2 separate regions of the Homo sapiens genome follow, and region 1 is linked to region 2. Evidence: read pairs that join two places in POLR2A ChIA-PET (ENCODE). Cell type or tissue: GM12878. All regions are shown on one strand. Links, peaks and the distances in the headings refer to the core of each region. The heading gives the core; the rest is flanking DNA. Region 1 overlaps SLC7A7 (solute carrier family 7 member 7). Region 2 overlaps OXA1L-DT (OXA1L divergent transcript).

What was found. Peaks named below come from ENCODE experiments on the same cell type or tissue, not always from the same donor. Only the 100,000 strongest peaks of a DNase experiment are listed, where the experiment ranks them.
Region 1: POLR2A ChIA-PET joins it to region 2 with 5 read pairs; 4 of 35 experiments call an interaction of 5 or more read pairs at or near these places.

What each region holds. Positions count from the first base shown.
Region 1 is chr14:22,788,065-22,801,913 of GRCh38, reverse strand. The region is part of intron 2 of SLC7A7 (solute carrier family 7 member 7); the gene reads left to right. Among named protein-coding and RNA genes, the nearest start is that of SLC7A7, 20 kb to the left of the region's middle. RefSeq lists an enhancer at 5,331-5,400. In GM12878, for the core only: no CTCF peak of the experiment used is centred there; a DNase peak (open chromatin) is centred at 5,643; H3K4me3 peaks cover 1,197 bases; H3K27ac peaks cover 2,323 bases.
Region 2 is chr14:22,710,269-22,726,461 of GRCh38, reverse strand. It overlaps OXA1L-DT (OXA1L divergent transcript), which reads left to right. Exons shown (of 3, transcript XR_001750638.3): 2 at 9,242-9,366. It also overlaps the pseudogene LOC100421646. Among named protein-coding and RNA genes, the nearest start is that of OXA1L-DT, 48 kb to the left of the region's middle. In GM12878, for the core only: no CTCF peak of the experiment used is centred there; no DNase peak of the experiment used is centred there.

The DNA of each region.
Region 1 (13,849 bases), core at 4,138-6,637, 77 kb before region 2:
TGCCACGTTCCCTGCACTGTCATTGTCTTTTTGGAGCACTTTATGTGTGTGCGTGGGTGTGTGTGACCGCATGCATGGGTGCATGCCGGGGTCAGGATGGGCAACCCAATACAGGGATTTTTGTTTTGTTTTGTTTTTTTGAGACGGAGTCTCGCTCTGTCACCAGGCTGGAGTGCAGTGGCGCAATCTCAGCTCACTGCAACCTCTGCTTCCCAGGTTCAAGAGATTCTCCTGTCTCCTCCTGAGTAGCTGGGACTACAGGCATGCACCACCATGCTCAGCTAATTTTTGTATTTTTTAGACGGGGTTTCACCATGTTGGCCAGGATGGTCTTGATCTCTTGACCTCATGATCCGCCTGCCTCGGCCTCCCAAAGTGCTGGGATTACAGGCGTGAGCCACCGTGCCTGGCCTCTGATACAGGGTTTTAATGGATTGTGATGGTGTTGTGATTTGCAAGGTAGAACAAGGCACAGGAGGAGACCAGTCCTAACCTAGGCATTTAGAAACCATTCCTGTAGAAGTTTGAGCTGATACCTGAATGGCGAAGAAGAATTAATCAAGAGTAGAAGAGGAGTGTTCCAAGCAGCAAGAACAGAATGTATGAAAACCTAAATGCCAGAAGTGCTCCTTTCAGGCACTGAAAGGAGTTCAGGGTGGGCTGCAGTGTTGAATTTCAGGAAGAAAAGGTTGAGAGTTGGCTTGCAGAGGTAAATAGAGTCAAGGCATAGGTTGTTCAAAGCTTTATAAGCTGTGCTAGTTATTATTGTGCTATAACAAATAGTCTAAAACGTAGTGTCTTAAAACAGTAGTCATTTTTTTTATGATTTCTGTGGCTTAGAAATTTGGGAAGGGCTTAGTGGGACAGTTCTAGGTCAGGGTCCCTCATGTGGTTGCAGCAGATGGTGACAGGAGCTGGAAAAACGGTTGCTGAGGAAGTTGCAGACAATCTGGGCTTCTTTTTTTTCTTTTTTTGAGGTGGAGTCTTGCTCCGGTTGTGCAGGTTGGAGTGCAGTGGCGCGATCTCGGCTCACTGCAACCTCCACCTCTCAGATTCAAGCAATTCTCCTTCCTCAGCCTCCTGAGTAGCTGGGATTACAGGCGTGCCCCACCACGCCCGGCTAATTTTTATATTTTTAGTAGAGACGGGGTTTCACCGTGTTGGCCAGGTTAGTCTTGAACTCCTGACCTCAGGTGATCTACCCGCCTCGGCCTCCCAAACAAAGTGTTAGGATTACGGGTGTGAGCCACCGCACCCGGCCTTCTTTATCAAATTGTGTCAGTCTTTCCATGTGGTCTTTCCGTATGGACTGTGTTGAGCTTTCTCACAGCGTGGTGACTCGTGGGCAGTCAGACTGCTTATGCAGGCAGCTGAAAGCGTCCAGAATGAGTGTTGTAGCACCCAAAGTGGAAGTTGCATTGCCTTTTATGACCTAGTCTCTGAAGTTGCATGGTGTCAATTCTGTCATACTCTATAGGTAGAGGCATTCACAGAAGACCATCCAGTTTCGAGAAGAGGGGTACAGACCCTGCCTCTTGATGGGTAGAGTGTCAAAGTCACATTGTAAGAAAGGAATATGGGATGGGAGACGTTGAGGCATATTGGAAAACTCCAATCTATTGCACCAACTATATTAAGGAGTTTGGTGGGCTGTCTTCTAAGGCAATGAGAAAACTCTTAAGGCCTTTAAAAGCAGAAGAGTGGCATTTGTGATTTAGATTTTAGAATTTGTGAGTTTAAGAAAGATTAGTTTTTCTATGTAGGATTGAAAGCTGGGAGACAGGTGGGAAGCTGCTGCTATGATCCTAGTGAGAAATGATGGTGGCTTGGACTAGAGTCATGTTTTGGGGACAGGGAGACTTAAGACTTGGACTATGAGTAGATATGAGTGGAAGTTGTTGATGACAATAACATGCCCAGGTCTTTGGCTTGCATAAATGGGTGGATGGTGACGCCAGTTACTTGTATGGGGAACACCGAAGGTGCAGTAGGTTTGGGAGAAATTGATGGAATCAGTTTTGGACATGTTGAGTTTGATGTGCCTGGTAATGTCCAGTAGGTGGTTGAATATTCATATATATCTAGAATCATGACAGTTGGGCTGATGATATACTTTTGGGAGTCATCATTGTATATATGGTTATTGAAACCATAGGAACAGGCCAGGGCGGTGGCTCACACCTGTAATCCCAACACTTTGGGAGGCTGAGGTGGGCTGATCACTTGAGGCCAGGAGTTCGAGACCAGCCTGGCCAACATGGCGAAACCCTGTCTCTACTAAAAATACAAAAACTAGCCGGGCATGGTGGTGTGCACCTGTAGTCCCAGCTACTCTGGAGGCTGAGGCAGGAGAATCGCTTGAACCCTGGAGGAAGAGGTTGCAGTGAGCCGAGACAGCTCCACTGCACTCCATCTTGGGTGACAGAGCAAGATTCTGTCTCAAAAAAAAAAAAAAAAAAAAAAAAGAAAGAAAAAAATAAAAAGAAAAAGAAACCACAGGAACAGATGAGATGACCTTGGGACAAGATGTAGAAAGGGAGGACAAAGGGGCTTAGAAGCATTCTGAGGAATACCCACATTTGAGGGATAGGTATTTTGTGAAAAGATGGAGAAGGAGCATCTAGAGAGATAGGTGGAAACCTGGAAGATGGTGAGTGGAAGGGAGTGAATTGAGAAGGAATGAATGACTACCTGTGTCCAATCTGCTAAGAGGTCAAGCTAGGTAAAGATTGAGTATAGTTGATTGGATTTATTGATATGAAGGTCACTGGTGGCTTTTCATGTGGGCTTTCTCCTAAGGCAATGAAATTTCAGGGCAGTGAGGGTGAAATCAGGTTTCAGAAATATCATTTATTCACCCAGCAAAATGTATTAAGTGTTACTGTGTGTCTAGTTCAGGACTATGCCCATGGGTACAAGGATAACTGTTATCCACTCTCTGCCCTCACACAGCTCTCGTGGGTGGGAGAGACATATGTACACTGTTCTAATGCAGTGTAGTTAATTGGGGAGGTGAGAGCACAGAGCAAGGGCAGCATACCAGAGGTGGCAGGTTTACACTCAAAAATAGCCTTTCTGGAGGAGCTATTAAGTTTAAAATAAGGAATAAAATGTCATTTGGAATTGGCAACTCAGAGGGTCAAAGGAAAACTTTTGCAGGGTGAAAGAGGAAGGAGTTGCAACATCTCAGACTGCATTGTAGAGACCCAGGAACGGGAAGGAATGTAGACATGCTCTTCAGATGAATGATTCTGAAAGCATGGAGGGTGATTGTTAGAGGAAAGGACCAAGGTTGAGGGACGATTTTATGAAAAAGAGTTAAGCCTGCCTTAGGTTGGTTGAGGTATGTTTCTGGAAAAGTTGGATGAAATATCTCTACCCTACAATGATGCCTTCTCCATGGCTGTAATGATTGGGTGCCCTGAGTCAGACTTCTTTTTCTTGAACAGTGTAGGGGATACCCTTATCCCTTTGGAAGGCACTGGTGCATGGTGGTGAACAGCGTGGAATCAGGCAGGATTCAATCAATGCTAGGTCAAATTTATTAGCCTCAGTTTCCTCTTGTTCTCCTTCTCCTTCTCCTTTTCCTCCTTCTCCTTCTTCTTCTTCTTTTTTTTTGACAGAGTTTCACTCTTGTTGCCCAGTCTGGAGTGCAGTGGCGTAATCTCAGTTTACTGCAACCTCCGCCTCCTGGGTTCAAGCGATTCTCCTGCCTCAGCCTCCCGAGTAGCTGGGATTACAGGTGCCCACCACTATGCCCGGCTAATTTTTTGTATTTTTAGTAGAGATGGGGTTTCACCATGTTGGCCAGGCTAGTCTGAAACTCCTGACCTCAGGTGATCTACCTTCCTCGGCCTCTCAAATTGCTGGGATTACAGGCATGAGCCACCGTGCCCAGCCCTCAGTTCTCTCTTCTATAAAATGGGGTCCCTACCTCATAGAAATGTGATCTATATTTGTACCATATTTTCATCTTTTTCTATTCAAATCATGACAGTTTCCAAAGAGCAAACACAGAGTCTCTGCTCCTGCCAGTTGTTTGCAGTCTTTTGGCAGGCATAGTCTACCTTTAGAGCTGTTGAACTACAGCCCTAGATAGTCTGGTATTACTAATAGACCTTGAAATCATTTACTGGTTATTGCTTAAGTAGGTTTTTTTATACGGGTGGTTGACTTCATTCATTGCTGATTTCATTGTCAGGGTAATAACGTTTTGCCCTCTCTGTCAGGAATATTGCTTCCCCTCCCCCACCCCAGCAGCAGCCTCCATGCACTCAGTCCAGATAACAGTGATCCTGGTGCTTGCCTGCACCCCATTCACTCCTCCAGTGACGTGTGGGTAGATAGGTTGCCTCTCAGTGACTTTCATAGCAACTGATTCTTGTAATTGTCAATGTCCACTTTTGAGTGAAGGCTGGAGACTGGATCTTAATCTCAGAGCCTGCACAGGGCCTGGAACACAGTGGGTACTCAATATAAGCTTAATGAATGAATGAATGAGTGAGTGAGTGAAGGAATTCTGAGTTTTGAAGGAGCCTCACTGTCCTGTCTAGGGTAGTAGAAATGGTTGCTTTTCCCAAACAGAGAGGTGTGCAGATGGCACCTCCTGAAGCTGCTTATTCTGACTTCTTGGAGAAATTCGTGGACTGCCCCAGTGCTCTGAAGTTCTAGGCATCTCCATTACCACAGGGGGAGATAATCCCACTCCCCGTCTCACATTCTTGCATACAGTTAGGGAGGTATGTGGTGTGGTGGAATGGATGTAGGCTTTGGAGCTAGTCACTGCCTGACCTCAGTTTTCTCAAGTGTAAAATAAAGATAATAAAACTTACTCTCTGTCAGATTAAATTAGAAGATAGGTGTAAGTACATAGTGACCTGGCACACAGTTGTCAGTTAAAAATAGTATCTATTACTGCAAGTTATATTCATATCATATGCATCTTATTGATTTCTAAAAGCTTTACCTTCCGCATGCTGTCTTTGGATGACTTAAAAGCAGTTTACATTTTACTTCACAATAGCTCAGGGATCAGAAAGGAGGGCTGAGCCTTTTCTTTCTGTTTTGCAAGAGAGGTGGAACTTTCCTCTCAGCAAGAGGATAGGTGTCCAGAAGTCCAGCTCCACCCGACTGTCCTTTCCTCAGAGCCAAGGTGTTTTGGCCCACTGTTCACAGGTGGACATGACTGTTCTTGCCTTACCTACACTTGCCCACACTGAGACCTAGTTGTTTTGCCATTCAGGACACTACCAGGACATTTTTACCATCTATGCCTTCAGTATGTCCCCTGTACCAGTGAGTCAGCAGTACCTGGCAGTTCAGGGCTCTTTGTTTACAGAGTACTGTTCTTCAGGGATCAGGCAAAGATTCTTCGTGTCATACACATGTGGCCACAGTGAATTGCATGTAGTGGGTTCTTCAATAAATGTTGGCTGGATGAATGAACAGAAGATATGATTCCAGGTTCAACTTGGCTGAGAAGGGTATTTCGTGCTTTTGCCTTTCAGGGTGCTGGTGGGGGCTGAGGGTTGCTGTGGGAAGGGGGCAGACAGCTTACCCTGAGTCTGCCAGAGCCGCTGTGGGCTGTGAAGGACTTTGGATCTCTGTGTGTCTGAGAGCTTTGGCCAGGTGTCCTCGTGCAGCTTCTCCTGGTACCAGAATGACTGATCTCATGTACTTGTGGCTAATGAGGTGGAACAGTCAGATGCTGGGCCCCCCAACGGACTTTTGCCCTTTGAACCTTCTACTTGGAAGCTAGTTGCCTTTTTCAGAGGGCTTTTCCCAAGAGCCATCTGAGGGTGGAGGTGAAGAAACTTACCTTTTCTGGCCCATATTCACCTCAAGAAATAGGCTTTCATCAGAGCCTTGGGTTCTAGTGTGGGTTTGTTGTGAACTTTGGAACAAACTCTTGACCAGCAGTGAAGGGGTAGACCTTTATGCTGCTTTGATCATCAAGTCCCTTTGGGGGCTCATCCTTGCTCTCTTCCTTTCTATGTTCTATGTTTCTATGTTCCTTTCTTTTTCTCTCTGCCTCAGAAGAAGCTGGGCAGGTAGCCTAGAGGAGGTTGCGGAAGATGCTGGGCAGCAGTGGGTCCTAACTCTGGCTGTGGATTGGAATCATCTGGAGAATTAAGAAAACAAGGCCGGGCACGGTGGCTCACGCCTGTAATCCCAGCACTTTGGGAGGCCGAGGCGGGCAGATCACAAGGTCAGGAGATTGAGACCATCCTGGCTAACATGGTGAAACCCGTCTCTACTAAAAATACAAAAAATTAGCTGGGTGTGGTGGCAGGCGCCTGTGGTCCCAGCTACTCGGGAGGCTGAGGCAGGAGAATGGTGTGAACCCGGGAGGCGGAGCTTGCAGTGAGCCGAGATTGCACCACTGCACTCCAGCCTGGGCGACAGAGTGAGACTCTGTCTCAATTAAAAAAGAAAAGAAAAGAAAAGAAAAGAAAAGAAAAGAATAGAAAAGAAAGAAAGAAAGAAAGAAAGAAAGAAAGAAAGAAAGAAAGAAAGAAAGAAAGAAAGCAAGCAAGCAATACTCAGATTGGGCACGGTGGCTCACACCTGTAATCCTAGCATTTTGGGAGACTGAGGTAGGAGGATGGCTTAAGCTCAGGAGACCAGTCTGGAGAACTTGGTCTCTACAAAAAAAAAAAAAAAAAATTAATTGGGCATGGTGGTGCATGCCTGTAGTCCCAGCTACTCAGGTGGCTGAGGTGGGAGGATTGTTTAAGCCCATTTGGTCCAAGCTGCAGTGAGCCAAGATTGTGCCACTGCATTCCAGCATGGGCAACAGAGTGAGACGCTGTCTCAAAAAAAAAAAAAAAAAAAAAAGAAAGAAAGAAAACAATACTCATCACTCCCACTCCCTGACTACATAAATCTGAACCACTGGGGAGAAGAATGAGATGAGAATTGGCTTGGAGAACGAGAATTAAGGAAGCAGAAAAATTGCTTTTGAGGAGAATTGATGAGGGTCTTGTGTCACTAGAGGTGGGAAAAGCCGTTCTCAATTGTCACCATGCTTCAGAGTCACCTGGGGAGTTTTAAAAACATGCCGATGCCTGGGTTCCACCCCAGAATTTCTGACTTCATTGGTCTGGGTGGGGCCTGAGCACTGGACTGTTAAAGCTCGTCAAGTGATGCTAGTTTGCAGCCAGGATAGAGGAGCCTTGAGTTAGCAAAGGGTTGCGACTGTTCTGATACAGCTGCTCTGTGTGTGGTTATTTCCGTAGGTGATTACCTAAGGAAACACACCCAGAGAAGCAGATCCTCAGATTAGCCTGCGAAACTGTCTCAGGTCTCCTGCATCAGAACCTCTGGGGTGTGGGGCCCTGAAGTTGTGGGTCGACAAATTCCTCAGGTGGTACTGATGCTCACTCAGGCTTGAGATCTGGTACCTGAGGACTTGAACTGACCCCTAGCTAAGCAAACCAATAAGGATTGGATTTACACGGCTTGGAGAAGGGACTCACGGGGTTGTTACTATAAGACCCTCCTGGTACAAACTGCCTGCTTGCTCCCTCAGAGTGGTCAGAGCCACAGGGACCAAAGTGCTGACTGAGTTCCAGGAAGGAGAGCGGGAGGACTCTGATCCAGTGACCCACAGGGATTGCATTTGGTGTGTCTTCTTGCCAGAGGTGTAACTGCCCAAGGGGTTCACCTTGCCCACTGCCTAGACAGAGCCAATTCTTCAAGACAGGGATATTGCAATAATGAGTAATTCACACAGAGCCGGCTGTGCGGGAGACCGGAGTTTTATTATTACTCAAATCAGTCTCCCCGAACATTCTGGGAGCAGAGTTTTTAAGGATAACTTGGTGGGTCAGGGGAAGCCAGTGAGCCAGGAGTGCTGATTAGTTAGAGATGAAATCACAGGGAATCAGAGCTGTCTTCTTGCTCTCAGTCAGTTCCTGGGTGGGGGCCACAAGATCAGCTAAGCCAGTTTATTGATCTGGGTGGGGGCCAGCTGATCCACCAAGAGCAGGGTCTACAAAATACCTCAAGCACTGATCTTAGGAGCAGTTTAGGGAAGGTCAGAATCTTGTAGCTTCCAGCTGCGTGACTCCTAAACCATAATTTCTTTTTTTTTTTCGAGATGGAGTCTTGCTCTGTCACCCAGGCTGGAGTGCAGTGGTGTGATATTGGCTCACTGCCACCTCCACCTCCCGAGTTGAAGTAATTCTCCTGCCTCAGCCTCCCTAGTAGCTGGGGTTACAGGTGCACGCCACCACACCCAGCTAATTTTATTTTTTATTTTTAGTAGAGACAGGTTTTCACCATGTTGCCCAGGCTGGTCTTGAACTCCTGACCTCAGGTGATCCGCCCTCCTATGGCTCCCAAAGTGCTGGGATTACAGGCATGAGCCACCGTGCCCAGCCCTAAACCATAATTTCTAATCTTGTGGCTAATGTTAGTCCTACAAAGGCAATCTAGTCCCCAGGCAAGAAGGAGGTCTGCTTTGGGAAAGGGCTGTTATCCTCTTTGTCTAAATTATAAACTAAGTTTCTCCCAAAGTTAGTTCAGCCTATGCCTGGGAATGAATAAAGGCAGCTTGGAGGTTAGAAGCAAGATGGAGTCAGTTAAGTTAGATCTCTTTCACTGTCTCAGTCAAAATTTTGCAATTACAGAGGCTCTCACCCATGACACCTGAGTAAGCGAATTGGTTGTTTCTTTAAAATTTTTATTTTAATTGGCTGGGCGTGGTGGTTTACGCCTGTAATCCCAGCACTTTGGGAAGCCGAGGCGGGCGGATTACGAGGTCAGGAGATCGAGACCATCCTGGCTAACACGGTGAAACCCTGTCTCTACTAAAGAATACAAAAAATTAGCTGGGCTTGGTGGCGGGCGCCTGTAGTCTCAGCTACTTGGGAGGCTGAGGCAGGAGAACGGCATGAACCCGGGAGGCGGAGGTTGCAGTGAGCCAAGATCGCACCACTGCACTCCAGCCTGGGCGACAGAGCGAGACTCTGTCTTTAAAAAAAAAAAAAAGATATTTTTCTTTTCTTTTCCTTTCTCTCTCTCTCTCTCTCTCTCTCTCTCTTTCTTTCTTTGAGACGGGGCCTCACACTATCATCCAGGCTGGAGTGCAGTGGTGCAATCTCGGCTCACTGCAACCTCCGCCTCCTGGGTTCAAAATGATTCTCCTCTCTCAGACTCCCAGGTAGCTAGGATTACAGGCGTGCGCCACCACGGCTGGCTAATTTTTGTATTTTTAGTAGAGACGGGGTTTTGCCATGTTGGTCAGGCTGGTCATGAACGCTTGACCTCAGGTGATCCGCCCACTTCGGCTTCCCAAAATGCTGGGATTACAGGTGTGAGCCACCACCACGCCTGGTCAAAAATGTTATTTTATTTTCTGAGACGAAGTCTTGCTTTGTTGCCCAGGCTGGTGTGCAGTAGCATGGTTATGGGCTCAATCCTGCACTCAAGTGACCTTCCCACCTCAGCCTTCCAAGTAGCTAGGACCATCAGTGTGCACCACCAAGTCCAGCTAATTTGTAATTTTTTTGTAGAGAAAGGGTCTTGCTATGCTGCCCAGGCTGGTCTCCAACTCCTGGCCTCAAGTGATCCTCACGTCTTGGCCTTCCAAAGTGCTGGGATTATAGGCATGAGCCACTGCACCTGGAGTAAAAGGTTTCTGTAGTCTGAAAGGTAAAATAATTTGAAGGCCATCTGCTATCTGAGAGAAATAACAGCACCTAGGGAGAGTGGAAGAAATAATGTATCAAAGAAGCCAGGGTGAAATTGTGATTTCAAGGTGTAGAGAGTTTCCAGGCCGGGCGCGGTGGCTCAAGCCTGTAATCCCAGCACTTTGGGAGGCCAAGGCGGGTGGATCACGGGGTCAGGAAATTGAGACCATCCTGGCTAACATGGTGAAACCCCGTCTGTACTAAGAGTACAAAAAAATTAGCCGGACGTGGTGGCGGACGCCCGTAGTCCCAGCTACTCGGGAGGCTGAGGCAGGAGAATGGCGTGAACCCAGGAGGCGGAGCTTGCAGTGAGCCGAGATGGCGCCACTGCACTCCAGCCTGGGCGACAGAGCGAGACTCCATCTCAATTAAAAAAAAAAAAAAAAAGGTGTAGAGATTTTCCCAAACCAACATTAGACAAAACAAATGGGGATGCAGCAAAGAAAAGGAAGAAGAGACTTGAAATCTCTGGGTTTAGGTAACAGATATGAGGCGTTTCCAGAGAGCTTATATCTGGACCTTCTGAGGAAACAGCAGTGGTAGAGTATTTTGGAGACACCAGGGTATTAGCAGGCCTGAGTATGCCAGTTGTGGGGTTTGGCCTTCCCCCAGGAATAGTGTGCATCTGACTATACACAGACCCAGCCTAACCTAGAAATGTGCAGTTTTTCTGAGCAACATGTGACCAAGAGCTTGCTCACACCAATTAAGCCTAGGGACTGCTATCCTTCTGCTAATTGCTGTGGGATGAATGATGTCACCAGTCAGAAGATAGCTGAGATGTCTCACTGGTGACGTGAAGTTTAAAGTAGCAAACTGAGTGGCAGGTGGAATTTTCGTCTCTTTGTCAGCTGAAGGCTGTGTATGTGAAAGAAAAAAGAACACAGAACAGAGTTCCTAACCGTAAATTCTAAGATTCTAAGATACCAGAAAGATAAACTCCTGGTAAGGGATAGAGGAGGTTTATAGGGATTGGGAGAGATGTGTATAATAAGGCTTTAGAATGGAAATTTTAGAGGCAAGGAGAAAAATGCCTAGATAAAAGTATAAATCTGGGTATTTTGGAGACTACATAGCAGAGAATAAAGGCAGAGAGGAGTTGCTCAGTAACGCATTTGGAGAAAATGGGATGGAAGATCAGAAATGATGCTTTTGAACTCTTATCTACAAATATTACAAGTAAGGCTAATAAACGTATTTGACCTTTTTTTTTTTTTTTTGTGAGACGGAGTCTCGCTCTGTCACCAGGCTGGAGTGCAGTGGCGCGATCTTAGCTCACTGCAACCTCCGCCTCCTGGGCTCAAGTGATTCTCCTGCCTCAGCCTCCCCAGTAGCTGGGACTACAGGCGCACACCACCACACCCAGCTAATTTTTGTATTTTTAGTAGAGACGGGGTTTCACCATGTTGGCCAGGATGGTCTCAATCTCTTGAACTCGTGATTCGTCTGCCTCCGCCTCCCAAAGTGCTGGGATTACAGGCATGAGCCACTGTGCCCGGCCCGTATTTGACCTTTTACTGAAAGGAGGAAACAATTTCATAGGCATCAGCGATATTTGATTAGAATATGATAATGAAAGAGTATACTTTGTTCAAAAATGATGATTTGCTAGAAGAGCTGGGATTCATGTAGTACATTAAAGAGAGAGGTACATACTTGTTTGAGGATCTGCTATCATAAGGGATGCCTGCCTTCTTTGCATAAGGTCACATTTAGATTCTTTTGATTGCAGTGAGAGGGAAATTTCAGTACACCAAGATCCAGTGAGCTGTCAAGGGTTTCACTTCCCCTTTCTCCATTTTTCAACAAATGTAATGAATAGTACCACCCAGTGCTACTTCCAGTTTTCTGCCTGCAGTTAGGTTTTTTTTTTTTTTTTTTTTTTTTTTTTGAGACAGTCTTGCTCTGTCACCCAGGCTGGAATGCAGTGGTGCAATCAAGGATCACTGCAGCCTTGACCTCCCCAGGCTCAAGCAATTCTCCCACCTTAGCCTCCTGAGTAGTTGAGACTACAGGTGCACGCCACCAGGCCCAGCTAATTTTTGTATTTTTTGTAGAATCAGGGTTTCTCTATGTTGCCCAGGCTGGTTTCAAACTCCTGAGCTCAAGGGATCAGCCCACCCTGGCCTCCCAAAGTGCTGGAATTACAGGAGCGAGCCACTGTGCCCAGCCAACATATGAGTTTTCTATTGCTTCTCTAACAAGTTACCACCAATTGAGTGGCTGAAAACAACACAAATTTATCATCTCATAATTCTGGAGGTCAGAAGTCTGAAATGGGTCTCACTGGGCTAATATGAAGTAGCACTGTGTTTCTTTCTGGAGGCTTAAGGAGAGGATCCATCTTCTTGCCTTTCCCAGCTTCTAGAGTCTCATGGACCCTTCCATTTTCAAAGTCAGCAGTAACTGGGAGAGTCTTTCTCATATTGTACTACTCTGACATTGACCTTTCTGCCTCCCTCTTTCATCTTTAAGAACTTTTGTGATTACATTGGGCCCACCCAGAGAATACAGAATGATTTCCCTGTTTTGTCACTTGATTAGCAATCTTCATTCTGTCTGCAACTTTTTTCTTTTTTTTTTTTTTTTTTGAGCCAGAGTCTTGCTCTGTTGCCCAGGCTGAAGTGCAGTGGTGTGATCTTGGCTCACTGCAACCTCCGCCTCCTGGGTTCAAGCAATTCTCCTGCCTCAGCCTCCTGAGTAGCTGGGATTATAGGCACCCACCACCACACCCAGCTATTTTTTGTATTTTTAGTAGAGACGGGGTTTCACCGTGTTGGTTAGGCTGACTCATGTTGGTTAGAATTCCTGACCTCAGGTGATCTGCCCGCCTTGGCCTCCTAAAGTGCTGGGATTACAGGCATGAGCCACTGCGCCTGGCCTCTATCTGCAACTTTAATTCTCCCTTGCCATGCAATATAACATGGCTCACAGGTTCCAGGGATTAGGGGGTGGACATCTTTGGGGGGCCATTAGTCTACCTACCACAAGTGATAGCCCAGCTTTCCACCGGAGGTGGATGAGCAGCACTCTGAAGTGATAACTTAAGGTGGATTCTTGCCCAAATTCTAGGCTTGTAAGTTAAATCTGGTTAGTGAAGTACGAGCAGAAGGGTGGGAAATCATTAGTAACGTGTATGAATTCACTAAGAACAAGCCATACTCTGCTAACCTCACTTTTTGGTTCAATTTTAATTTTTTTATTCAAATATAATATACAGAAGGAACAGTGCAATCTCATAAGTTTATGGCTTAATGAATTGTCACTAGTTGAGCACATGTGTAACTAGCACCCTTGAGCCCTTCTTATGCTCTTCCCAGTCCCTGCCTCTCCACCCCACACAAAGGGAAATCACTATTCTGACTTCTAGTAGCATTGATTAGTTTTCTCTGATTTTATGTAAATGGATATAATCTATATGTACACTTTTGCATCTGGCTTGCTTATTATGTTTGAGATTCTTCTGTATTTTTGTCTGTAGTCGTAGATTGTTCACTTTTTTTTTTTTTTTTTCCCAGACAGAGTCTCACTCTGTCGCCCGGGCTGGAGTGCAGTGGTAGGATCTTGGCTCACTGCAACCTCCACCTCCCGGGTTCAAGCGATTCTCCTGCCTCAGCCTCCTGAGTAGCTGGGATGACAGGTGCCCGCCACCACGCCCAGCTAATTTTTGTATTTTTAGTAGAGACGGGGGTTTCACCATGTTGGCCAGGCTGATCTCAAACTCCTGACTTTGTGATCTGCCCGCCTTGGCCTCCCAACGTGCTAGGATTACAGATTGTTTATTCTTAGTGCTGTTTAGTATTTATTCAATCTACTGTTGCTGGGCATTTGGGTTGTTTCTAGTTTTTGACTACTGCAAGGGTGTAACTATGAATATTCTACATAAATATATACTAATTTGATTTGAATTGTTTGATAGCATCATTAGATTGTTAGAGCAGAGGCATGTGTATGCAGATTTCGGAGAGGTTCGTGGCAAATTCTCATGATATTCTTGTTGACAAGGTAGACTAGATAAAAATAAAGTTTGGTAGATTCTTAGTTGGCTGAATAACATTGTGGAATAATGACAAATACAGAAAGGTCTACAGTGATAGACTATACAGCTCTGTTGATCTTAGTCAACATTTTAATTTTTTTTTTTTTGAGACGAA
Region 2 (16,193 bases), core at 6,025-8,524:
CACCCCTCTCTGGGCTCAGCAGCAGATGGGCCAGACCTTGAGCCAGGCCAACAATTGGAACAGGGCCTGGATGATTCAAGTAAGGTTTGAATGGGGAGCTGGTTTCCCTGACACCAAGGAGGCCCTGGGGAGGTGAAGTCCAGAGTACTACACTGCCCATGCCCCTGCTGTCTTCCCCAACAGGAAACCTGCTCCCCTCAACCCCCATGGACTGGGAGATGCTGATGGAACCACTCCTCTTATTCATGGCTGTGACTCCCAATGGGGAGTCAGCCCCTCCAGCAGTGCCACTGCCTCCCCAGGCTCCACACTGCCATGTGGTGATGTGGGTCCTGTGTGGGGAGCAGCCCATGTGTTGGGAGGAGGATGTTGTGCTGGAGACACCGTGGGGGAGTGGAGATGGCTCACAGCCTGCATCAGCTCCTATAAGAGAAGCTGCTTGGGACCAAGTACTCTACCAGCTGACAGCAGCCTCTGTGGACTGGGATAATGAGCAGCTAACTCTCCGAGGAAGGGCAGAGACCACAGCTGACCAGGGTGAATTGCTTGTGGGTCCAGTCAGGGCCCAAGGGCATGAGCAAAAAGTGGCAGAGGTATAGGTCTGTGTGTTTGATCACTCTCTATACCTTGTCTTGATCACAAAAGATTTATTTTTTTATCTGCCTCAACTATCAATAACTAAAATAATTGTGTGAAATATTCTACTATGATGATGGTTTTAGAAATATTTCCTTTTCATCATGTTAATCCTTGCTTTATATTTTTTGCAGCTATGTTATTCAGTGCTGGAACTTTATGTCATTAAGCAATGTGGGGAAAAGCAAGAGAGATCAGATTGTTGCTGTGTCTGTGTAGAAAGAAGTAGACATAGGAGACTCCATTTTGTTCTGTACTAAGAAAAATTCTTCTGCCTTGAGGTTCTGTTAATCTATGACCTTACCCCCAACCCCGTGCTCTCTGAAACATGTGCTGTGTCACCTCAGGGTTAAATGGATTAAGGGCGGTGCAAGATGCGCTTTGTTAAACAGATGCTTGAAGGCAGCATGCTGGTTAAGAGTCATCACCACTCCCTAATCTCAAGTACCCAGGGACACAAACACTGTGGAAGGCCGCAGGGACCGCTGCCTAGGAAAGCCAGGTATTGTCCAAGGTTTCTCCCCATGTGATAGTCTGAAATATGGCCTCATGGGAAGGGAAAGACCTGATCGTCCCCCAGCCCGACACCCATAAAGGGTCTGTGCTGAGGAGGATTAGTATAAGAGGAAGGCATGCCTCTTGCAGTTGAGACAAGAGGAAGGCATCTGTCTCCTGCTGGTCCCTGGGCAATGGAATGTCTCGGTATAAAACCCGATTGTACGTTCCATCTACTGAGATAGGGAAAAGCCGCCTTAGGGCTGGAGGTGGGACATGCGGGCAGCAATACTGCTTTGTAAAGCATTGAGATATTTATATGTATGCATATCTAAAAGCACAGCACTTGATTCTTTACCTTGTCTATGATGCAAAGACCTTTGTTCACGTGTTTGTCTGCTGACCCTCTCCCCACTATTGTCTTGTGACTGTGACACATCCCCCTCTCGGAGAAACACCCACTAATGATCAATAAATACTAAGGGAACTCAGAGGCTGGCGGGATCCTCCATATGCTGAACGCTGGTTCCCTGGGTCCCCTTATTTCTTTCTCTATACTTTGTCTCTGTGTCTTTTTCTTTTCCAAGTCTCTCGTTCCACCTAACGAGAAACACCCACAGGTGTGGAGGGGCAACCCACCCCTTCAAGCAATGATCCTCCTCATCTTCATAATGCTATTTTTGGCTTTAAAGTCTATTTTACCTAATATTAATAAACGTATGCCGATTTTTTTAGTTAACGTTTTTCTAGTATATATTTTTTCATCCTTTTACCTCCTATAAATAGCTTATAGTTTAGTTTTGAGTTAAAAATTTCATTCTAGGGCCAGGAGGCGTGGTGGCTCACACCTGTTATCCCAGCACAAAGGATTCAAGGCTTACCACATTGACAAGATAAAAAATTAAGCAGGGCAATGGGAAAAAGTAAAAATAAAAGGAAGCTGAGAATGAGGTTATATTAAAGGCGCATGCCATGAGGCTATATACTCTTGCAACCATAGGATCCAAAACTGACAAGCTTCCTAGCAGCCAGCACAGAGAGAAATGTGATCTTGTAATGATTCACAGCACCCATAACATAAAAACAAATCTTTGTCATTTAGGAAAAGACATTACAATTAAATAAAGTTAAAATTTCATTTCCTCAGTTGCACTAGCCACACTTGAGGTACCCAACAGTCACATGTGACTAGGGGCTACCACATTGGATCATGCAGACATAGAACATTTCCATCCTCACAGAAATTTCTATTAGTACAGAAATGGGTGGAGGAAAAGGTGCCAGTAAATGCTTCCTCTTTGTGTTGTCCAGAGTGCTGAATTTCTGGGTGGCCAGGGGGACCTTGCTCTGCTATGGGTTGAAGATTCAGCCTGACCGCTTCTTGTCAAAGTTGGCTCTGGGCCTAGCAAGGCAATCTACTCTGTTCAAAAGTGGATAGAGGGAGAAGCTGGGAGGAACATTACAATTTTTTCTATGAGCCCTCTGTAGAGGGTGGATGATGGGGGTTCCACAGGCTGCTCCTTGGTTTCACAGCCCGTGCCCAGGGGTGCTGGCTTCAAGCCCTTCAGACAAGCAAGATCAGCTCTGCCCCTCCTGCTTCACTTGCCCTGTAGCTGTGGAAGCTACCACTAGGGAGGTCCTGCCTGGGGCCCTGCAGGTGTGGAGCTCAGGTAGGAGCCCTATTCTGGTAACCTCTCAGTAAGGTAACCTCTTACCTTACTGGCCACCCTCCTGGACAATCCTGACTCCTATCCCCTGTTCCCCTGCAGAGCCAGCTGAGCCCCCAGGAACCCCTCCTGCCTCTCACAGCCATCTAGATGCAGCTTCTCTGCCCACAATTGTCCCCTCTAAAGGTAGCACCCAAAGTTAGGGAAAGATTAGGCGGCAACTGGGCTTAGAGACCACCTGCTGTCACTGATTGTCCCCACTGCTGGCTAATTTTTAAAAATTGTTTTAGAGACAGGTTCCTGCTATGTTGCTCAGGCTGGTCTCAAACTCCTGGCCCTAAGTGATCCTCATTCCTCATCCTCTTTTTTTTTTTTTTTTTTGAGAGGGAGTATCGCTCTGTCACCCACGCTAGAGTGCAGTAACACAATCTCGGCTCACTGCAACCTCTGCCTCCCAGGTTCAAGCAATTCTCCTGCCTCAGCCTCCCAAGTAGCTGGGATTACAGGTATATGCCACCACACCTGGCTAATTTTTTAATATTTTTGATAGAGACGGGGTTTCACCATGTTGGCCAGGATGGTCTCAATTTCTTGACCTCACAATCCACCTGCCTCGGCCTCCCAAAGTGCTGGGATTACAGGCGTGAGCCACCATGCTCAGCCTTCCTCATCCTCTTGAGTAGCTGGAATTACAGGTGTGAGCCACTGCACTTAGCTCCTAAACTGACATAGTTTGGATATGTCCCTGCCCAAATCTCATGTTCAATTGTAGTCTCCAGTGTTGGAGGTGGGGCCTGATAGGAGGTGATTGGATCATGGGGGCAGTTTCTCACGGTTTAACACCATCTCCCTTGGTGCTGTCATCACAATAGTGAGTTCTCATGAGATCTGATTGTTTGAAAGTGTGTGGCACCTCCCCCTGCCCTCGGTCCTGCTCCTGCCATGCAAGATGCCTGCTCCTCCTTTGCCTTCCACCATGAATCAAAGCTCCCTGAGGCCTTCCTAGAAGCAGATGCTGCCATGCTTCCTGTACAGCTTGTGGAACTGTGAGCCAATTAAACCTATTTTCTTTATAAATTACCCAGTCTCTGGAATTTCTTTATAGCAGTATGAGAATGGACTAACAAATAAACATTTTAATTTTCTAACTATTTTTTGCTGATATATAAAACAAAGCTTTTTTTTGTGGACTGAACTTGTATCAATTGAAATTATTAATTCCAAGAGCATATCAGTGGTGATAATAATAGCATTATTTCTTCCATTCTCAATACTTAGTCCTTTAATTTCTTTTTCTTGCTATAATGCATTGGATAGCAACTGTAGTACAGTAGAAGTGGGTGATAGCATGGTGATTTATTCCTGATCTCAGAAGGTAATCTTTCAACATTTTACGACAAAGTATGATGTTTGCTATAGGTTTCTATAGTTGCTCTTTAATAGATTACAAATATTTCTTTAACTTAAGAGTGTGATAAAGAGTTATTTCTTTTTTTTATTTTTATTTTTAGAGATGGGGTCTTGCTCTATTTCCCAGGCTGGAGAGAAGTGGCTATTCACAGGCTAGATCTTAGTGAAATACAGCCTTGGACTCCTGGACTCAAGTGATCATGCTGCCTCAGCCTCCCTAGTAGCTAGGACTACAGGTGCAAACCACTGCACCAGCAAAGAACTATTTTTTTTTTTTTGAGATGGAGTCTCACTCTCTCACCAGGCTGGACTGCAGTGGCACAGTCTTGGCTCACTGCAACCTCCAACTCCCAGGTTCAAGCAATTCTCCTGCCTCAGCCTCCCGAGTAGCTGGGACTACAGGTGCATGTCACCATGCCCAGCTAATTTTTGTATTTGTAGTAGAGACAGGGTTTCACCATGTTGGCCAGGATGGTCTCGATCTCCTGACCTCATGATCCACCTGCCTCAGCCTCCCATAGTGCTGGGATTACAGGCGTGAGCCACCATGCCTGCAAGATGCATTATTTTTTTTGTGTATCATTTCATTCAGTATGCTGATATTTAGGATTTTTGTAGCTATGTTTGTGAGAAAGATTCGTTTGTAATTTTTCTTTACTGTCATGTCCTTTTCAGTTTTGATATCAAGGTTTTGTTAGCCTCTTAAAATGATTTGGAAAGTGGTTTTTACTTTTTTCAGGTCTACATTCTCCCAGTTTCAAGTTCAGAGAGAGAGAGAGCCTCTCTCCCATCAGTTCTCATAAGTGTCTCTGAATTGACTCATTTCGTCTCATTGGCCTGATTAGATGGTTGTGAGGCCATCCCTAAGCCAATAACCATGGTCGTGCTCTGATTCATTGAGAATGAAGTCAGTGCCACCTGGGCTACATAGACTGAGAATGGAAAGGGGCTTTCTTGAGAAAAATCAGGATCCTATTAGGGTAAGAATGGGTAATGGATGCTAGGCAGGTAGAAACTGCATATGGCCATTACATTATTTTTCTCTGACTTAAAGAACTTTAAAAACTTTACATAGCCAAATTTACATTTATTTTTTCATATTTTTTCCATTAAAACAACTCTACACACCTTAAATAAGATAATTTTCTACCTAAACTTTTCTTCTCGTTCATGTTTTATGTTTATCTGTTTAATTCATTTTGAATTAATTTCAGTTTAAAATATGAAGTATCTAACTTATTTTTTCCCTAAGATAGATCTCTCTCTCTCTTTTTTCTTTTTTTTGAGATGGAGTCTCTCTTTGTCACCCAGGCTGGAGTGCAGTGGCGTAATCTCGGCTTGCTGCAACCTCCGCCTCCCATGTTCAAGCGATTCTCCTGCCTCAGCCTCCCAAGTAGCTGGGACTACAGGTGTATGCCACAACGCCCAGCTAATTTTTGTATTTTTAGTAGAGACGGGGTTTCACCATGTTGGCCAGGATGGTCTCAATCTCTTGACCTTTTGGTCCGCCTGCCTTGGCTTCCCAAAGTGTTGGGATTACAGGCGTGAGCCACTGTGCCTGGCTGAGATCTCTTAATTCAGCTTTATTTATTCAACTGATTCCTTCTCTAAAAGATAATACCTTCACTTAACATGGTACTTACTCTGTACCAAGCCCTGTGTTCAGCATTCTAACAAAATATTTACCTATTTAATGTTTATAAGGATTTTATAAGGTAGATACTATATTGCCATGTGTATAACTGAGATACAGAGAAATCTTTCTTGTTCAAGATTAAATGGCTAAAAGGTAGCTGAGCTGGGATATGAATGCAAATAGTATGCTTCCAATAGCTCTGTTCTCCATCTGTGTGCTCCCAAATGATTGATGTCCACAGCATGCTGAGCCTTTGCAGCTAGTAGGCTTCTGTACACACACACTTTTGTTCCACCAGTTGACTTATACCAAGAATCAGTTGTTTCCAAACTCCTCCTTTCATAAATGGACTAGTTATTGTAATTACGTATTTTAACTAACTAAAAATAAACCAATGAAATACAAGTGTAAAAATCAAGTTGATTTCTTTAAATAGGTTCCATAAAGACAGGCAACAACAACAACAACAACAAAATGTTGAATTAGGTGTGGCAGGGACTATGAAGACTGGCAAACAGAGTAAAAATCTCATAATTTTGCTCACAGTTACTCAGCGTCTTTAAAATTTTTGTACTACTGGCCGGACACCTGCAGTCCCAACACTTTGGGAGGCCAAGGTCTTGAAAAAAAAATTCGAGACCAAACTGAAACTCTATACCCATTGAACAATAAATCCTCCAATCCCAGCTACTCGGGAGGCTGAGGCATGAGAATCACTTGAACCCGGAGGAGGAGGTTGCAGTGAGCTGAGATTGTGTCACTGCACTCCAGCCTGGGCAACAGAGCAAGACTCCATCTCCAAACAAACAAACAAAAATAAAAACAAAACAAAAAATTATTTTTGATGTACTTTTTTTTTTTTTTGAGATAGTATGTCACTCTGTCACCCAGGCTGGAGTGCAGTGGTGTAATCCTAGCTCACTGCAGTCTCAACCTCCTGGGCTCAATTGATCTTCCCACCTTCACCTCCCAAGTAGCTGGGACTACAGGCATGCACCACCACTCCTGGCTGATTCTTTTTTTTTTTTTTTTTTAGAGACAGGGTTTTACCATGTTGCCCAGACTGGTCTCAAACTCCTGGGCTCAAGCTGTCCTCCAGCCTCAGCCTCCCAAAGTGCTAGGATTACAAGTGTGAGCCACTGCTCCAGGCCTGATTTCGATGTACTTCTGTTGTATTTTTAAATTTTTATTTATTGTTTATTAGTTTATATAGCTATGCTCATAGATTATGTACTTTGTATCCCTTTCCTTCCTGCTTATCACTATAACAATTTTTTGTCATGTTATTAAGAACTGAAAGTTTGTGTCCTCACCCCCAAATTTATATGTTAAAGTTTTAACTCCCAGGGGTATGCCATTTGGAGCCAGGGGCATTTGGAAGGTAATTTGGTTTGGGTCATGAGGTAGGGCCTCATGATGTGATTAGTGTCCTTACTGGAAGTGGAAGACAAACTAGAACTCTCTCTCTCTCCATCACTGAAGACACCAGAGAGGAAAGAGACGGAAATGGACCCTCACCAAGATCCAAATTGGATGGCACCTCTAACTTGGACTTCTTCACCTCCAGAAGTAGAAGAAATAAGTGTCTGTTGTTACACCCAGTCCACGGTATTTTGTTATAGCAGCCTGAACAGACTAAGACCTAGCACGTTCTTATTTTCTGATGCAAAAAGTTACTTCAGGCCCATCTTCTACTTGCTCTCACTTCCAACTCTGAGATCAGCAATTTCTTTAAGGAATTCTTGTTCGTATTAATGAAACGTGGCATTTAATAATCAAATAGTAGATAAGTTTAGTGGTACTTGTGTGTTATTATTTCTAGACTCTTTCTGCAGAAAGCTACGATATAGACACATAGTTTACATATGTTGAAACCATGATTGCATATTGATACATCATTTCTGATGTCAAAAAAAAACAAAACAAAACACCACAGGGTACATTCTAGTCTTCTGCCTTTCCATTGGTAACATTGTGTTCGAACTGTGAGAAATCTGGTTCCTGTAATTCTCAAAAGATAATTTATTTGCTTAAGTTGATAAAAAATAGTTTCAGAATTTTAAAAGATACCACTTGATATGGTTTGGCTGTGTCCACACCCAAATCTCATCTTGAATTGTAGTTTCCATAATTCCCATGTGTTTTGGGAGATAATCAAATTATGGCGACGATTATCCCTATGCTGTTCTCATGATAGTGAGTGAGTTCTCCTCAGATCTGATGGTTTTATAAGGGGCTTTCCCCCGCTTTGCCTGGCATTTCTCTCTCCTGCCACCCTGTGAAGAGGTGCCTTCCACCACCATGACTGTAAGTTTCCTGAGGCTTCCCCAGCCATCCAGAACCATGAGTCAATTAAACCTCTTTTCTTCATAAATTACCCAGTCTCGGGTGTTTCTCCATAGCAGCATGACAATGGACTAATCTATAAAAGAAAACCAACTCAATGGAGTTTAATGTTTATTTCAAAACATCAAACTTATCACTTATTTGCTTTTTTTAAACTTACATTTACATACAGTGAAATGGACCAATCTTAGGTTTACAACTTAATACATTTCACAAATGCATACACAAGTATAAGCCCCACCCTTTTCAAGATAAAAGCATGTTTATTACACCCAAAAGTTTCTTACTGCCTCTTCCTGCACAGAACAACCACTTATCTGTTCTAGAACTTCATATATTTGGAATTACACAGTATGTATTATTTTGTGCCCAGCTTTTTCTTCTCCTTAGAATGTTTTTGAAATTCATCCATGTTGTGTGTTTCTTTTTTTTTTTATCATTAAGTGGTATTCTATTAAACAAATATACTAAAATGTGTGTACGTACTGCTGATTGAATTCTGGGTTATTTTCAGTTTTTCTGTTGTAAATGAAGTTGCTGTGAACATATTTTTATAAGTCTTTTGTAGGCATACATCTTAATTTTCCTTGGAAAAGTAACTAGGAATAGAATTGTGTGGTTGTAGAATAGATGCATGTTTAATTTTATAAGAAATTGCAAAAAGTTTTTCAAATTTCATTATACCACTTTACCTTTTCATTATCAATATAGGAGGTCATTCCACATCCTCACTAACATTTGTTGTAGCCAGTCTTGATTTATCCATTCTTGAATGCATGCCAAAATTAGGCAAGCACAACCTACCTTATGCAAGGAATTGCTAAACGTGAAAAATCATTACTTTCATGGGAAAATATGGCAGTTCACAGAAAGTGAAATTTCTAAATAAAAAATATATTTCTGAAATATAATTATTGCTAAAAAACATTTTATAAAATGACCCATGCATATTATTAAAGTATATTCGGTTAAAAATAAAAATTTGAGGTTATATACTTAAAATCCATGTAAATGATCAAATAAATTCAATAGGAAAAATTATCTATTTCAGCAGAAGCCAGAGAATATCATCTAAATATTGACATTTCAAGAAACCGGATGTAAAGGAAACCAAAGTGAGATATGAAACAATCCAGTGAGGAGAATAAGAAACCTGCCTAAAAATGAGTTTTGAAGGTAAGGATAAAATGCAAGGGCATAACTAATGATTGCTCATAGTGTACCTTAGATAAAATGCCAACTCAAGCTAAGGGTGTGTGTGTGGCAGAGTTGAGGGGGGAGGGTGGTGTGTGCTGCTAGAATTTAGGTTTTTGAAATCCAAGTTTTACTCCAGAACACTAATTCCTTAGAAGGAGGGCCTTTCAACTCAGAGTAAAGTCACCCAGAGTATCTTTTCTTAACATTGATAAAGTTGTTTTTCTGCTATTTGTTAAGATAATGACAGAAGCTCATGTCCTTCAGAACAGGGCTTGAGAAGTTGGATATTAAGGTATATGTGTTTAAATCTGTTGCATCTGAATTTATAACAATTGTTCCAAGCATTCATTTGGATAGGCTGAATTCTACTATATGTAGCACTTACAGTTTGCACTTACTGTAAACAAGATTCTGAGTAAATCTTCAGCCTTACCAAGGATGCTTCCTTTAAAGACAATTAGAGATGGATTTTTGCATTATTTAGTTTGACTTTCTATAGTGCTTGCAAGACAAAATATTTTTCAAGTATTCGCCCTGCCTATGTATGTCCTGTCTTACTCAGTGCAGACTACGAAATCCATAGACAGATGAAAAATCATTCAATATTTTCTGTTGCTTGTGCAAGATTAAGACGGACAAAAACCACATCACTTCCAAATTCTTTGCAATTGTAGACCCTTTTCTAACAGAGAAAGTGGGTTGATTTGGGAATTTAAAGAGAGAGCCTAATATGTGAAATCTTAACAAATACCTTTCTCTGAAAAGAACTAACCCAAAGCTGTGAAAAATCTTTCCTAATGTTTACATTTTAAAATGTGATTTGAACGATAATTGCACTAATATAAATTATATAAAATTAATTTAGAAATTATAGAAAAAATACTGAGAAAAGTGAGAAAAATCATAGCTTAAAAACATAATTGCTGAGCAGAAAAACTCAATGGAATTATGCAAACAATACTTTACAGAGGCAGTGAAGATCTACATGGTAAATTATTGCATAATATAAACAAGAATGATAAGAAGATAGAAACTATGAGTATGAAAATTCTGTGTACTTTATATTCTCCAAAGAGAAAACTATTCTAAAAAAACTCTCAAAAAGGCAACTACAAAATTTAAAAAATTTCTATTAATTTTTTATTAATTTAATTAAATAATTTAATTCAATATTTTTTATTAATTTAATTTTATAATTTTAATTAAAAAGTTGTTTTGGAAAAATAGAAGTGGTAAGTGAAATAATATAAAGCTAGATTTGTTGAGTCATTGCTTTAATATGTTTATTAGTCTTAATAATAATATAAAAATGAATTAATAATGATAATGTCCACCTCCTGCCATATGGAAAGTAATATCACCCCCCTCTCCCCACCTGGAGGTTACGAGCCACATGGCAGGGGGGTGTCCACCCCCACCATATGGGGAGTAATATCACTGACCCCATTCACCCTGGAGGTTACGAGCCACATGGCGGGAGGGAGTCCACCTCCACCATATGGGGAGTAATATCACCCCCTTCTTCCCCCCTGGATATTACGAGCCACATGGCAAGGGGAGTCCATCCCCACCATATGGGGAGTAATATCACTCCCCCCATTCGCCCTGGAGGTTACGAGCCACATGGTGGGAGGGTGTCCACCCCCACATCATGGGAAGTGATATCACGCCCATCTACCCTCCTGGAGGTTATGAGCCACATGGTGGGAGGGTGTCCACCCCCACCATATGGGAAGTGATATCACCCCCCTCTACCCCCCTGGAGGTTATGAGCCACATGGCAGGGGGGTGTCCACCCCCACCATATGGGGAGTAATATCACTCCCCCCATTTGCCCTGGAGGTTATGAGCCACACGGTGGGAGGGTGTCCACCCCCACCATATGGGGGTAATGTCACCCCCTTCTCCCACATTACGAGCCACATGGCAGGGAGTTGTCAACACAGTGTGTTTATGTTATTGGGAGTAATATCATCTCCCTCTTTGGAAATTACGAGCAATATCACAGGGGGTGTACAGCACCTGCGAAATTGAGAGTAATATCACCCTCTCCCCTTCTGCATATTAGAGAAAAATATCACTGGGGTGTGTACACCTCCTACAATATTGGGAGTAATATCATACTCTTTCCCCCTGGATATTAGGAACAGTATCACAGGGAAGGTGTACGCCTTCCGCCATACTGGGAGTAATAATATCCTCTCTCGCTCTGGATATTAGGAAAAATATTACAGTGGGGTGTACAGCGCCTGCGATATTGGGAGTAATATAATTTTATCCCCTCCTCCTGGGTAGTAGGAACAATATCACAGGGGTGTTTACATTCCCTGCGATATTGAGGTATTGAGAGTAATATCATCTTCTCTCCTCCTGGATATTAGGAACTATATCACGGGGGGGAGGGGTGTACACCATCTGCAAATTTGAAAGTAATATAATCTTCTTCCATGGATATTAGAAACGATGTCACAGAAGGAATGTACACTTTCTCTGATATTGGGAGTAATATTATCTTCTCCCCGCCCCCCCGGGTATTAGGAACAATATCGGGGGCTGGGGTGTGTACGCCTCCTGTGATATTAAGAGTAATAGTTTTTCCCCTGGATATTAGGAAAAACATGAGAGGGTGGGTGTACACTCCCTGCAATATTGGAAGTAATATCATCCTCCATCCTCAAATATTAAAAACAATATCCCAGAGAACGTGTACATTCCCTGCGATATTTGGAGTAATATTATCCCCTACCCCCGCTAGATATTAGGAACAATATCACATAGGAGTGCACACCCCCTGCGATATTGGGAGTAATATAATCCTCTTTCCCCTTGGATATTAAAAACAGTATCACAGAGGGGGTGTACGCCCCCTTCGAAATTGGTAGTAACAACATACTCTCCCTCCCGGGATATTAGGAACAATATTACAGGGTGGGTGTACACTCACTGCAATTTTGGGAGTAATATCATCTGCTCCCTTAATGGATATTAAGAACAATATCACAGGCGGGGTGTTTTCCCCACCTGCGATATTGGGAGTAATATCATCCTCTTCCCACCTGAATATTAGGAATAAAATCACAGGGAGGGTGCACACCCCCTGCGATATTGGGAGTAATATCATCCTCTCCCCTCCTGGATATTATAAACGATATCACAACGGGGGGTGTACACCCCCACGATTTTGAAAGTAATATCATCTTCTCCCCAACTGATACTAAAAACATTATCACACGGATGTGTATGCCTCCTGCAATATAAAGAGTAATTTCATCCTCTCCCCTCCTGGATATTAGGAAGAATATCACGGGGCGGGGCTTTGTACGCCCTCTGCAATATTGGGAGTAATATCATCTTCTGCCCCCTGGATATTAAAAACAATATCACAGAGGGGGTATGCAACCCCTGCGATAGTGGGAGTAATATCATCCTCTCCCGCCCTGGATATTAGGAACAATATCATGGTGGGAAAGGTGTACACGCCGTGCGATATTAGGAGTAATATCATCCACTTCCCCTCTGGATTTAGAAACAATATCACAGGGGAAGTGTACACCCCCTGCGATGTTAAGAGTAATATCACGGCTGGGCGCGGTGGCTCACGCTTGTTATCCCAGCACTTTGGGAGGCCGAGGCGGGCGGATCACGAGGTCAGGAGATCGAGACTATCCTGCCTAACACGGTGAAACCCCGTCTCTACTAAAAAAAAAAAAAAAAAATACAAAAATTAGCCGGGCGCGGTAGAGGGCGCCTGTAGTTCCAGCTGCTCGGGAGGCTGAGGCGGGAGAATGGCGTGAACCCGGGAGGCGGAGCTTGCAGTGAGCCGAGATCGCGCCGCTGCACTCCAGCCTGGGTGACAGAGCGTGACTCCGCCTCAAAAAAAAAAAAAAAAAAAAAAAGAGTAATATCATCCTCTCCTTCCCTGGATATTAGAAACAGCCTTACAGAGAGGTGTATACCAACTGTGATCTTAGGAGTAATATTATCCTTTACCCCCCTGGATATTAGGAACAATATCACAGAAAGGTTGTACAACATCTCGATATTGGGAGTAATATAATCCTCTCCACTTCCGCATATTAGAAACAATATCACAGGTGGGGGTGTACATCCCGTGCGTTATTGGAAGTAATATCATTTTCTTCCTTTCTGGATATTCAGAACAATATCACAGGAGGGCTGTACACTCCCTGCAATATTGCGAGTAATATTATCCTCTTCGCCCATGGAAATTAGGAACAATATCACAGGCAAGGTGTACACCTCTTGAGATACTGAAAGTAATATCATCCTTTCCGAACCTGGATATTAGGAACAATATCACGGGGAGTTGTATACTCTCCGCGATATTGAGAGTAATATCATTTTCTCCCTGCTATATTTTAAGAACAATATCACAAAGGGGGTGTACAACTGCTGCAATATTGGGAGTAATGTCATCTTTTTTCTTCTGGATATTAGGAACAATACTACAAGGGATGTGTACATCCCTGCAATATTGAAAGTAATATCAACCTCTGCCACCCTGGATATTAGGAAAAATATCACAGGAGGGGTGTACACCCCTTGCATTACTGGGAGTAATATTATCCTCCCCTAACCTGGATATTAACATCACAGGAGGGGTGTACACCCCCTTCGATATTGAGAGTAATATTATCCTCTCCCTCTCTAGATATGAGAAACCATATCACAAGGTGAATGTACATTCCCTGCAATGTTGGGAGTAATATCATTCTCTTTACCCCTGGTTTTACACCCCCTCTGATATTTGTACTAATAGTATCCTCTTCTGTCCTGGATATTAAAAACAATAGCACAAGGTGGGTGTACACCCCCTGCAATATTGGGAGAAATATTATGCTCTCTTCCCCTGGATATTAGAAACAATATCACAGAAGGGGTGTACACCCCCTGCGACATTGGGAATAATATCATCCTCTGCGTCCCTGAATATTAGGAACAGTGGTTCACCCCCCTGTAATATTGGGCATAATATCCTCTCTCTCTCTCTCTCTAAATATTGGGAACAATATCACAAGTGAGGTGTACAGCCCCGGTGATATTGGGTGTAATATTATCCTCTCTCACTTTGGATATTAGGAACAATACGAAAGAAGGTGCATACACCCCCTGCGATATTGGAAGTAATATCATCCTCACTCCACCTGGATATTAGAAACATTGTCACCTGGGGGTTGTACCCCCCCTGTGAAATTGGGCATAATATCATTATTTTCAACTGTGGATATGACGAACAGTATCACAGAAGAGGTGTATGACCTGTGCGATATTGAGAGTAATATCATCCCTTCCCTTTTTGGATATTAGCAACAATGTTACAGAAGGGGTCTACACCCTCTGCGATATTTGGAGTAATATCATCCTCTCCCCCTTTGGATATTCGGGAAATATAACGTGGGGGTGTACACCCCTAGCGATATTGGAAGTAATATCATCCTCTCCCCCCATGAATATTAGGAACAATATCACGGTGGGGGTGTACACCCCCTGCAGTATTGGGACTTTTCCTTTTCTCACCCTTGTGATATTAGGAAGAATATCACAGGAAAAGTGTACACCCCCTGCGATATTGGGAGTAATATCATTTTGTTTCCTTCTGGATATTAGGCACAATATCATGGGGTGGGTATACACCCCCTGCAACATTGGGAATAATATTCTTCTCTTCTTCCCTGGATATTAGGAAATGCATCACAGTGGTGGCGTACACCCCCTGCGATATTAGGAGTAATATAATCCTCTCCCCCCCGAATATTAGGAATAATATCACAGGGGGCGTGTACACTTTCTGCGATATTGGGAGTAACATCATTCTCTTTTTCCCAGGATATTAGGAACAATATCACAAAGGGGGTGTACACTGTCTACAACATTGGGAGTGATATCATCTCCCCCACTGAATATTAGGAACAATATCCCAGAGGGGATGCACACCTCTTGCGATATTGGGAATAATATTATCCTGTCTCCTCTTGGATATTAGGAACAATACACCCCCTGCGACACTGGAAGTAATATCATCCTCTCTCTTCCTTGATATTAGGTACAATATCACAGGGGGATTGTACTCCCCCTGCGATATTGGGAGTAATATTATTCTCTTCCCCTGTGGATTTTGGGGGTGTACACCCCCCTGTGATATTGTTTGTAATATTTAGGGGGGAGTTGATATTACTCGCAATATCGTAAACACCCTGTGTGTACATTCTCGGTGATAACGTTCGTCATATCCAGGGTGGCAGAGGATGATATTACTCCCAATATCACAGGGTGTGTACCCCATCCTATGATATTGTTGATAATATCCAGGGGAGGAGAGGGTGGTATTACTCCCAATATTGCAGAGTGTACACCTTCCTGTGATATTGTTCATAATATTCAGAGGGGGAGAGGATGGCATTACTTCCAATATCGCATGGAGTATACACTCCCCTATGATGTTGTTTATAGTTTTTCAGGGGGGAGCATAAAAGTATTCCCAATATCACAGAGGGTGTACATCCTTCTGTGATATTGTTTGTAATATGCACTGGGGGAGAAAATGATATTACTCCCAATGTCGCAAAGATTGTATACCCCTCGTGATATTGTTCATAATATCCAGGGGGAAAGAGGATGATATTACTTTTAACACTGCAGGGCGTGTACACCCCTTTGTAATATTGTTCATGATATCCAGGGGTGAGAGTATGTTCTTACTCTTAATATCGCAGGGGGTGTACACCCCCTCGGGATATTGTTCGTAATATCAAGGCGGGGAAAGGATGATATTATTCCCAATTTTG